2 separate regions of the Homo sapiens genome follow, and region 2 is linked to region 1. Evidence: read pairs that join two places in POLR2A ChIA-PET (ENCODE). Cell type or tissue: PC-9. All regions are shown on one strand. Links, peaks and the distances in the headings refer to the core of each region. The heading gives the core; the rest is flanking DNA. Region 1 has its middle 21 kb from the start of FABP6-AS1. Region 2 has its middle 14 kb from the start of FABP6.

Region 1 (5,369 bases), core at 217-5,216:
GATTACAGGGACTAAGAAACAGAGGCCACATGTCAGTGGGTCCTTCAGCTGGAGGCTGAAGTGGTGGTGACAGGAATAAAGATGAAGACAGCTGTGAGCCACTCTGACCAGTGCAGAAAGTGAAGTAGAGCTTCCTCTTCAAAGGGACTTTCCTTCCCGTCTAATTAGGAATAAACAGTAACTTCTCTTAGAAGCAAAATTTATTCAAAGACCTGTGCTAACATTCTTAGAAATCTGCTAGCCATAATAAAGAAATCAATGTACTTTGTGTTCTTAGCACCCACATTTTAGCCTAGATATTTGCCCTGGCGTGCTTATACTGATCCAAGCAAGCAGTAGGTCATAGCCTGTTCCTCTTCCTTATTCGGAGGTGTTTTTACCTTTCTCAGCATTCCACAGGTTGCTTCCTCCTTCCTTTGTTCTCCTCTGCCTTTGCCTCTTTCGGAAAGTTCTAAATGACTAGCCAATCGGGACAAGTATAGAATGTGAGGTACCCTTCCAGCCAACGGAAACTGGACACAGCAGTAGGGTGGATGCATCAGGTTATAAATGACCCTGTCTCCTTTGTTCGTGTGTGCTCTTGCGAGAATTACTGATAGTGATGGCACCCTTTCTGCAGAAAGTAAACTAGCCTTGCTGAGAGATCCTTTGTTTTTTATGACACCAAGCACCTGTTCCCAACACCAGTGAGGGCCACCTCCAAGAAGCTGGCAAAAGAGAGGAACAAGAAGAGTTGTGGGCAGGAAAGATTGATGTAATGAACCCACAGGTGGTAATGTGTTTGGAAGAAGGGAGGAGAAAGGGATTGCAAGAGCCAGGTGTGGTGGCTCACACCTGTAAGCTCAACACTCTGGGAGGCCGAGGAGGGCGGATCACTTGAGCTCAGGAGTTTGAGACCAGTCTGGGCAACATGGTGAGATCCCGTCTGTACCAAAAATACAAAAACTTAGCTGGGCCTGGTGGTGCCCATCGGTGGTCCCAGCTACTTGGGAGGTTGAGGTGGAAGTTAAGCTGGAGAGTGGGGCATTAGGGGGGTGGGGGTTGCAGTGAGCCGAGATTGGGCCACTGCACTCTAACCTGGGTGACATAGTGAAAAAAAAAAAAAGATTGCAAGAGAGTGAACTGACCTCCCAGGCCCTGATCTACAGGGTGTGTGAGAAAATTAAAAACAGGTGGCACCGGCCTGTAGTCCCAGCTACTCAGGAGAAAGAGGCGGGAGGATCGCTTGAGCCCAGGAGGCTGGGTAGAGCCTGCAGAGAGCTATGATTACACTACTGCACTCCAGGCTGGGTGACCCTGTTTCCAACAACAACAGCGACAACAAAACAGATTACTTTGAAGGGACTAGAAGGAGGACACAGGGTCCTGGAGGAAGGCAGCTGGCAAGTTACAGAGCAGAAAGGTGAAGGGACTGTCCAGGGAAGAGGGGAGGCTCCAGAAGTTATCCTTGAGGAACCAACAGCACGGGGTGGGGGTTGGGGGGGAGCTCATGGAAGGGTGGGGAAACTGGGGAAAGGGAAAACTCGAGTCAGATCAGGAGTAGAGCCCTGACTTGGGGGAACAAGGGTGCAGGTGATGGAAGCTGGGAGCTGTGGGAAGCTTGAGCCTGTAGTGCTGAAGGGTCTACCCATTCCATCAACAGTTCCTCTCCAGCAACTGTTCTGAGCTGCACCCTTAAAAATATTTGCTATTATTTATTTATTTATTTATTTATTTTTTGAGACAGTTTCGCTCTTGCTGCCCAGGCTGGAGTGCAATGGCGCTATCTCGGCTAACCACAACCTCCGCCTCCCGAGTTCAAGCGATTCTTCTGCCTCAGCCTCCCAAGTAGCTGGGATTACAGGCATGCACCACCATGCCAGGTTAATTTTGTATTTTTAGTAGAGGCAGGGTTTCTCCATGTTGGTCAGGCTGGTCTAGAACTCCCGACTTCAGGTGATCCACCCGCCTCGGCCTCCCAAAGTGTTGAGATTACAGACGTGAGCCACTGAGACCCCGGCCTGCTAATATTTTTTATTTCTCCAGGCTACAAGAGAGGGAATCTCCTGAATTCCTCTGGGGCAGCCCTCCCAATTCACCCGGGAGAAAAGCAGGCAGGGGCCGGGCTAGGATTCCAGAGGGGCGGGAAGCCCTGGTGGAATGGGGTAGCTGGAGCCAAGCACCCCAGGAATGCCCTCCCGGCCTCTCCTCCCGATTCCTTATCAGCTACAAGCTCGAGTTTCCTCAGCCACACGCGATCAAATGCTGCTTCAGAGCTCTAGGAAGCTGGGTGTGTCTTCTGTGCTTTGTAAAAAAGAAACGAAAAAAACATTAGCAAATCCCCAGCCCAGGTAGCCGGCTGGCTGAGGGCGGACTCTTGGAACTGGGCGGTGGGAGGTGGGGGACGGGGGAGGGATTGGGGGGCCCTTGCTCCAAAGCCAAAGAGCGGGAAACAGGAACTGCAGGGAGGCCACTCCGCAGGCGCCTCCCCTTTCCCGCTGGGGAGAGGCCGCCGCCGCGCGGCGCTCGGCCTGCACCGACCCTCCGGGGACCCCGCTAAACGGAGGAGACCCCAGGCCCGGAGGTGTCGCCCCTGGGCTGCGACCCCCGACTTTGGCCGGCTTCTCCCTGCGGAGAAGGAGGCAGCGCCGGGACCGGGCTGTTAGCCACGTGCTGGGTGGCCTTGGGCAGATTGCCTCCTGTCTCTGGGCCTCAGATTTTCTCATCTAAAAAGAGGGGGCTGGACTCATTTCTGCAAGGCCCCTCCCGGTTGGAGCGGTTCCCTGCAATTCCCTTCCTTCTCTGAACTTGAAACTCTTCCCTCCCCCATCCCCTTGGGGTGGCCCCTGGATTATCTGGGTGGTGCTTATCCAGTCTGCCGCCTTGAGAGAAAATGTTGCCCTGCAGCTGTGATTTACAGCAGGGCTCTGCACCCTTTTTCTTTTTTTGTTTTTCTTTATTTTCCCTCCTTCTTTCCTTTTTACATCTAGAGTACACACTTTATGCACCCTTTTCCTATAAAGGGTCAGAGAGTAAATACTTCGGGTTTTGCAGGCCACACTCTCTGTCACAGCTATTCAACTCCGTCATTGTAGCCAAGGCAGCCATGGATAAGACATAAACGAGTGGGCATGATGTGTTTCCATGAAGCTTTGTTTATTGCAGCTGACATTTGGATTCTCACAGGTCAAGAAATCGTATTTTACTTATTATTTATTTTTTTTCTGAGACAAGAGTTTCACTCTTGTTGCCCAGGCTGGAGTGCAATGGCAGGATATCGGTTCACTGCAACCTCCACTTCCCAGGTTCAAGTGATTCTCCTGCCTCAGCCTCCCTAGTAGCTGGGATTACAGGCGCCCACCACCACACCCGGCTAATTTTGTGTATTTTTAGTAGAGATGGGGTTTCACCATGTTGGCCAGGCTGGTCTCAAACTCCTGACCTCAGGTGATCCACCCACCTCAGTCTCCCAAAGTGTTGGAATTACAGGCATGAGCCACCGCGTCAGGCCAAGAAATTGTATTCTTCTTTTTATTTTTTTCAGCCTTTTAAACCTTGGCTGGGTGCAGTGGCTCATGTCTGTAATTCCAGCACTTTGGGAGGCTAAGGCAGGAGGATCTATTGAGCCCAGGAATTGGAGACCAGCCTGGGACAACGTAGAGAGACCCTATCTCTACAAAAAATTAAAACATTAAAAAAATTTTAAGATATACTACTGACATACCTCAGAGCATAGTTGTGGGAATGAAGTGAGAATACAGATGAAGCTATCGCATAAAGGATATTATTCTTTGGGAAGTTGTTGGTATGTATGCTCAGCAGAAGATGTGGACTTAGAGATTTGGATGGTGTCTTGCTGGCCATCCACTCCCAAAATTTCGTGAGCAAAGGCACTGTGTGTGCCCACTGTGCAATAGCTCATTTAATTATCTCAGGCATAGGAGATAAAAATGACATATTCCTACTTTACAGGAGCTCAGAGCCAAGGTTTGAACTGGCTGTATTAGATCTGCCTTCAGAGCCCCTACTCATCTTCCTCCTTTCTCTCTGAACAAACTTGCCTCTGAACAAACTTGGAGTTGCTTATCTATCCAGCAACAAGACCTTAAACAGAACGCTATTTTTCTGGACATCTATAACCTCTTTGGTCAAGGGACAAGAATTAACACCTTCTATGTGCAACTGTCATCGTGTCGTAGCTTTTTTATTTTTATTTTTGAGACGGAGTTTTGCTCTTGTTGCCCAGGCTGGAATGCAATGGTGAGATCTCGGCTCACCGCAACCTCCACCTCCCGGGTTCAAGTGATTCTCCTCCCTTAGCCTCCCGAGTAGCTGGGATTACAGGCATGCACCACCACGTCCAGCTAAGTTTGTATTTTTAGTGGAGACGAGGTTTCTCCATGTTGGTCAGGCTGGTCTCGAACTCCCGACCTCAGGCGATCTGCCCACCTTGGCCTCCCAAAGTGCTGGGATTACAGGTGTGAGCCACCACGCCCAGCCTGTGTCTCAGTTTTACAGAAGAGAAAACTGAGGCTTGAGATTAAAGTAAGGATTGAAATCTAGGCCTGCCTGACCCCAAAACTGAGCTCTTTCTACTGGGAATAGCTTCAGAGTAACCAGTTGCATGGGCCCTAAGTCTAGGAGCCCTTGAGAACTCCTCCCTTCCCTTAACCTATGTCCATTATACTGGCAAGTTGTTTTGATTCATCCATGAAAATATATCCTGAATCTATTTTGGGGCTAGAGGGAAACCATAGAATGCTTTGGAAGTTATTGTGATCTTTTAAAAATGCAAATCAGGCCGGGCACGGTGGCTCATGCCCATAATCCCAGCACTTTCGGAGGCCGAGGCGGGCGGATCATGAAGTCAGGAGATCAAGACCATCCTGGCTAACACAGTGAAACCCCATCTCTACTAAACATGAAAAAAAAAAAATTAGCCAGCGTGGTGTACTCAGGAGGCAGAAGAATCGCTTGAACCCAGGAGGCAGAGGTTGCAGTGAGCTGAGATCATGCCACCGCACTCCAGCCTAGGCAACAAGAGCAAGACTCCATCTGGAAAAAAAAAAAAAAAAGCAAATCAGATCATGCCACATCCCTGCCTAGAGGCTTGGAAGATTTCCTTGTTTACTTGGAATAAAACCCCAAACCTGGCCAGGAGCAGTGGCTCATGCCTGTAATCCTAGCACTTTGAGAGGCCAAGGTGGGTGGATCACCTGAGGTCAGGAGTTCGAGACCAGCCTGGCCAACATGGTGACACCCCGTCTTTACTAAAAATACAAAAAATTAGCCAGGCATGGTGGCGGGCGCCTACAGTCCCAGCTACTCAGGAGGCTGAGGCAGGAGAATCGCTTGAAACCGGGAGGCAGAGGCTGCAGTGAGCCAAGATC
Region 2 (5,369 bases), core at 153-5,152, 55 kb after region 1:
CAGATTCATAGACTATGGAAAAGCAGGACCTCAGCTCTCAACTAGTTTAAACACTGTATTTCACAGACGTGGAAACTGAGGCTCAGAGAGGAAAAGAAATTCATCCAAAGTCACACAGCAGAGAGTGAGTGAGTCTCTGAGAGTAGTAATGCGGGTGTGGGCTTCACTCACTGATGGAGCTACAGTTTCTCAGTGTGGGTAAATGGAGTAAGGTGAGCTGGAGAAAAGCACCTATGTCACTGGCATCTTGGCAGGGAGGATTCCTCAGCCAGAAGAGCCGGTGGTTAAGAGCTTTGACTCTGGGCTGGGTGTGGTGGCTCACACCTGTAATCCCAGCACTTTGGGAGGCTGAGACAGGAGGATCGTTTGAGCCCAGGAGTTCGAGAACATAAGGAGACTTCATCTCTACAAAAAAATTAAAACATTAGCTGGGCATGGTGGCACATGCCTGTGGTCCCAGCTACTTGGGGGGCTGTGGTGGGAGGATAGAATGGGCCCGGGAAAGTCACGGCTGCAGTGAGCCATGATTGCACCACTGCATTCCAGCCTGGGCGACAGAGAGAGACCCGGTCTCAAAAAAAAGAGCTCTGGGGCCAGGCACGGTGGCTCACACCTGTAATCCCAGCACTTTGGGAGGGTGAGGCAGGTGGATCACCTGAGGTCAGGAGTTAGAGACCAGCCTGGCCAACACAGTGAAACCCCATCTCTACTAAAAATACAAAAATTAGCCAAGTGTGGTAGCGCGTGCCTGTAATCTCAGCTACTTGGGAGGCTGAGGCAGGAGAATCACTTGAACCCAGGAGGTGGAGGCTGCAGTGAGCCGAGATGTGCCATCACACTCCAGCCTGGATGACAGAACGAGACTCCATCTCAAAAAAAAAAAAAAAAATAGAGCTTTGGTTTTGGAGTCACATTACCAGGATTTGAATCTTTTCTTTATCACCTAGAAGCTGTGTCACCTTGGGGTAAGTTCATCCATTTCTCTGAGCCTCAGTTTCCTCACCTGTAAATGGGAATAACAACTGTACTTACCTAATGGACTTGCTACAAAGTCACTCAATGTTAGTTTCTACCATCACCTCCATCATCACAACCATCACTCTCAGGTCAATGCAATCAAAGGGTTAGGAGTGCCTCTGTCACTAACTTGTGAGTCACTGGACCTCTCTGAGCCTCATCTTGGTCATGTGTAAAATGAATTAGTAAGACCTTCCCTTCCTCGGTCACAGAGGAGTTACAAGGATAAAGGGTAAAAATCCTTGCTTTGGGAGGCCAAGGCGGGCAGACCATTGAGCCAGAAGTTCAAGACCAGCCTGGGCAACATGGCGAAACCCCATCTCTACAAAAAATACAAAAGTTAGCCGGGCGTGGTAGCACATGCCTTTAGTCCCAGCTACTTGGGAGGATGAGGTGGGACAATCACCTGAGCCCGAGGAGGTCGAGGCTGCAGCGGCCATCATTACACCACTGCATTGTTGCCTGGGTGACAGAGTGAAATCCTGTTTCAAAACAAAATTTTTTTTTTATTTATCCATGCTCATGACTCCCAGAAAGTTAGATTGGCTTCATTATTTGCTGCACTGTGCAAGATGCTGGAAAGACTCCCCATTCCACAGACCTGGTTCAGGTGCCCTTTACCACAGGCTCTCCATGACCTTCACCCTGACATTTGGGAGTCATCTTTCCCACTGTGCCAGGGCACCTGCCTCCCTCCTGGCAAGCTCCTTTAGTGAACTTGGGAGCTACTCATAGCATCTTTAAAGATCACCACTAGGGCCGGGCGCAGTGGCTTATGCTTGTAATCCAAGCACTTTGGGAGACTGAGGTGGGCAGATCGCTTGAGCTCAGGAGTTTGAGACCAGCCTGGACAACATGGTGAAACCCTGTCTCTACAAAACATGCAAAAAATTTAGCTGGGCTTGGTGGTGGGCATCTTTAGTCCCAGCTACTTGGGAGGCTGAGGTGGGAGGATGGTTTGAGCCCAGGAGGCAGAGGTTGCAGTGCGCTGAGATCGTGCCACTGCACTCCAGCCTGGGGGACAGAGTCAGACAATGTCTTAAAATAAATAAATAAATAAATAAATAAATAAATAAATAAATAAATAAATGAAAGAAGATCACCATTAGGTGGCACTCTGCCACCTGCCTGTCATTCCTTGGATACCTGATGTGTTTGGGGGGAAGGAGCAGTGAAATCTTGAGTGATTGGGCCTTTGTGTGGCTGTGTGTCACCCAGGGTGACATGGCATGGCGAGATCTTCAGCCTCCACAATCCTCAGTATCGTCATCTAGGCAATGGTGATAATCCAACTAGCTCATGGTGGCGTTGTGAGGACAAAAGAGGAGTAAGGATAAGAGCATGAGGAAAGTGCCAAAGACAGGGCCTGCCACATAGTAAGCGTGTACAAAGGAGCTATTAAGGGCTCTTCTTCTTCTTTTTTTTTTTTTTTTTTTTTTTGAGACGGAGTCTTGCTGTGTTGCCCAGGCTGGAGTGCAGTGGCACAATCTCGGCTCACTGCAAGCTCCGCCTCCCGGGTTCACGCCATTCTGCTGCCTCAGCCTCCAGCTGGGACAACAGGTGCCCGCCACCACGCCCGGCTTTTATTTTATTTTACTTTTTGTATTTTTAGTACAGACAGGGTTTCACCGTGTTAGCCAGGATGGTCTTGATCTCCTGACCTTGTGATCCGTCCGCCTTGGCCTCCCAAAGTGCTGGGATTACAGGCGTGAGCCACTGCGCCCGGCCAGGGCTCTTCTTGAAACGTCTACTGGTGAGAACTGGCACATACAGGGTAGGGCTTCAGAGCAGGGAGCAGTGTCCAAGCCTGGCTGTGCACGAGCCTCTCCTGGGAAACCTCCCATCTCAGACCTGCTGGACCTGACTCTAGGTAAGAAGACCATGGACTGCCACTGGGATGTGCTCCCCTGCCAGGTATGACCTGGGAGACCATTCCAGTCCCACCCTCTCATTTACAGATGGAGAAACTGAGCTCTAGAAAAGGGAAATGACCTGCCTAAGTCCACACAGTTGGGAGCAGCAGAAGGCCTGACTTCCCAGATGTCCTGCCTGTGTGTCTCTGATAAGGGCAGGGGCCTAGAACCAGCCAGAGCTGGCCCAGCAGAAGCCTGGCCACTTGAATTCTTCCTTTGAAGTGGGAGCTGGGTTGGGGGGAGGTGCAGCTGTCTCACCTGAGCCCTAAAGAAGAGGGGGTCCACTTATTTCCAGTGTTCCTTGTGGAACTCACTGCTGAATGATAATACCACGTGTTCCAGGCTTCCTTACCATACACCTGAACCACAGACTAGGTTGGCAGCCTTCCCCTTAAAATGAGGAGACAGAGGTTCAGAATGGAGTGATGGCTATCGTCAAGACCAGACACACTCAGACCTCTCACCTCTCAGGCTCTGCATTCTTGTCTAGATTGCACTTCTTCTTTTTTTTTTTTTTTTTAGACAGAGTTTCACTCTTATTACCCAGGCTGGAGTGCAGTGGCGCCATCTCCACTCACTGCAACCTCTGCCTCCCTGGTTCAAGTGATTATCCTGCCTCAGCCTCCCAAGTAGCTGGGATTACAGGTGCCTGCCACCATGCCTGGCTAATTTTTTGTATTTTTAGTAGAGAGAGGGTTTCATGTTGGCCAGGCTGGTCTCGCACTCCTGATCTCAGGTGATCCACCTGCCTCGGCCTCCCAAAGTGCTGGGATTACAGGCGTGAGCCACTGCACCCAGCCTAGATTCCACTCTAACTTAAAATGTTTTATTGGCTTCCTATTTGTTAAAATGTTTTAAATTTAATTTAAAAAATTTTTTAAAAAAATAATTTCCTAGAAAGCACAGATTCCCAGTTTCTCTGGAAACATGGAGCTTACATCTCTGAAAGATAATACCAGGTAGGGGCTGGGTGCGGTGGCTCACGCCTGTAATCCCAGCACTTTGGGAAGCCGAGGCAGGTGGATCACGAGGTCAGGAGATTGAGACCATCCTGGCTAACAAGGTGAAACCCTGTCACTACTAAAATTACAAAAAAATTAGCAGGGCGTGGCAGCGTGCGCCTGTAGTCCCAGCTGCTGGGGAGCCGAAGGCAGGAGAATGGCGTGAACCCAGGAGGCGGAGCTTGCAGTGAGCCGAGATTGCGCCGCTGCATTCCAGCCTGGGTGACAGAGCAAGACTCCGTCTCAAAAAAAAACAAAAGAAAAAAAAAAAAGAAAGATAATACCAGGTAGGAGCTGAGTAGACATCATATCCTTTAGGGAAACACTGGCTTTATAGCTCAACACAGTCCCCACCACCTCGCACTGTCAGTCATCCAGCTGTATTTGCACACTTACGGTACCTACCTGGCCCTGGCGGGCATTTGGACCTGAGACACCTACCAAATGCTTTGGTGTCTTCTTCTGAAATTCGGTTCACAAGGGTTTACTCTGAGGAACAGATCCTGGTTCATGAGAGCTGCTAAGATTCTCTTCCAGGCACCTGGTGCCAGGGATTGCCTCAGAAATACAAGGATGCTGGTTGCTGGCAAGGAGGAGGGCAGCTCTTTGGGCTGCTTGACAAGCTGGATGGTGCCTGGAACTGGTCTGAGCCAGCACTGAGGCAGGTCCCCTCCTGGGGGAAGCTCTGGGGAGGCCCCAAGCCTGGTCCCAGGTCTTCACCTTCACAGATGGGGCTGGGAGCTCAGGGAGCCCCTCCCAGATCTAAGCATGTTAGAAGCAGACAGATGGAGCCGCAAATCTTGTTAGCCGGTGGCAGATGTGCAAGGAGCTACGGTTCTGTGTCTGCTGGTGAGCATGCTCTGAGAACCCCGGCCATGAATCAGGAGTGTGAACGCCAGGCAACTCTTTGCTTTTATGAACCCACGTCCATTGTTCTGTCCTAGTGGGGTGTTCCCTACCAGGTGAGTGGATGGCCAGCTGGGCCAGCCACGGAGACTTTACCTCTTGCACTCCGAAGCCACTGGGTCAGGAGCACAGGATGCTGGGGCGTGGGGTTGAACTGTGGCTCCTTCACTGCCGCTGCTGTCCTTAGGCAAATAACCTCTCTGTGCCCTTATTTTCTGATCTGTAAAACACAGCTAATAATACTTCCTATTTTGTAGGGTTACTAGGATGGCTGTAGGAAATAATATGAGCAAATGCCTGAAATACAACAGTAAGTACTTAATAAATGTTAGCTGTGATGACTACTGCCACCACCACCAGGAGCTATTATTATATGGGGTGGTGGGAGGGGAGGTAGTTTAGGCACAGCCATCAAATCAGGTAAACAAATTAATTCGGTCATTTCAGATGGTTTGAATACCATGAAGAAAATCAACAGCTAATGAGAGAATGACTAGGGTTGTTACAGAGGCCTGTTCGGGAGGTAGCACGT

Evidence for each region. Peaks named below come from ENCODE experiments on the same cell type or tissue, not always from the same donor. Only the 100,000 strongest peaks of a DNase experiment are listed, where the experiment ranks them.
Region 2: POLR2A ChIA-PET joins it to region 1 with 5 read pairs; 6 of 35 experiments call an interaction of 5 or more read pairs at or near these places.

Annotation. Positions count from the first base shown.
Region 1 is chr5:160,186,053-160,191,421 of GRCh38, forward strand. It overlaps a transcript of FABP6 not described here. Among named protein-coding and RNA genes, the nearest start is that of FABP6-AS1, 21 kb to the right of the region's middle. RefSeq lists a silencer at 2,426-2,525. In PC-9, for the core only: no CTCF peak of the experiment used is centred there; DNase peaks (open chromatin) are centred at 2,229 and 2,759; H3K4me3 peaks cover 954 bases; H3K27ac peaks cover 379 bases.
Region 2 is chr5:160,241,186-160,246,554 of GRCh38, forward strand. No RefSeq gene overlaps it. Among named protein-coding and RNA genes, the nearest start is that of FABP6, 14 kb to the left of the region's middle. In PC-9, for the core only: a CTCF peak has its summit at 2,201; a DNase peak (open chromatin) is centred at 2,176.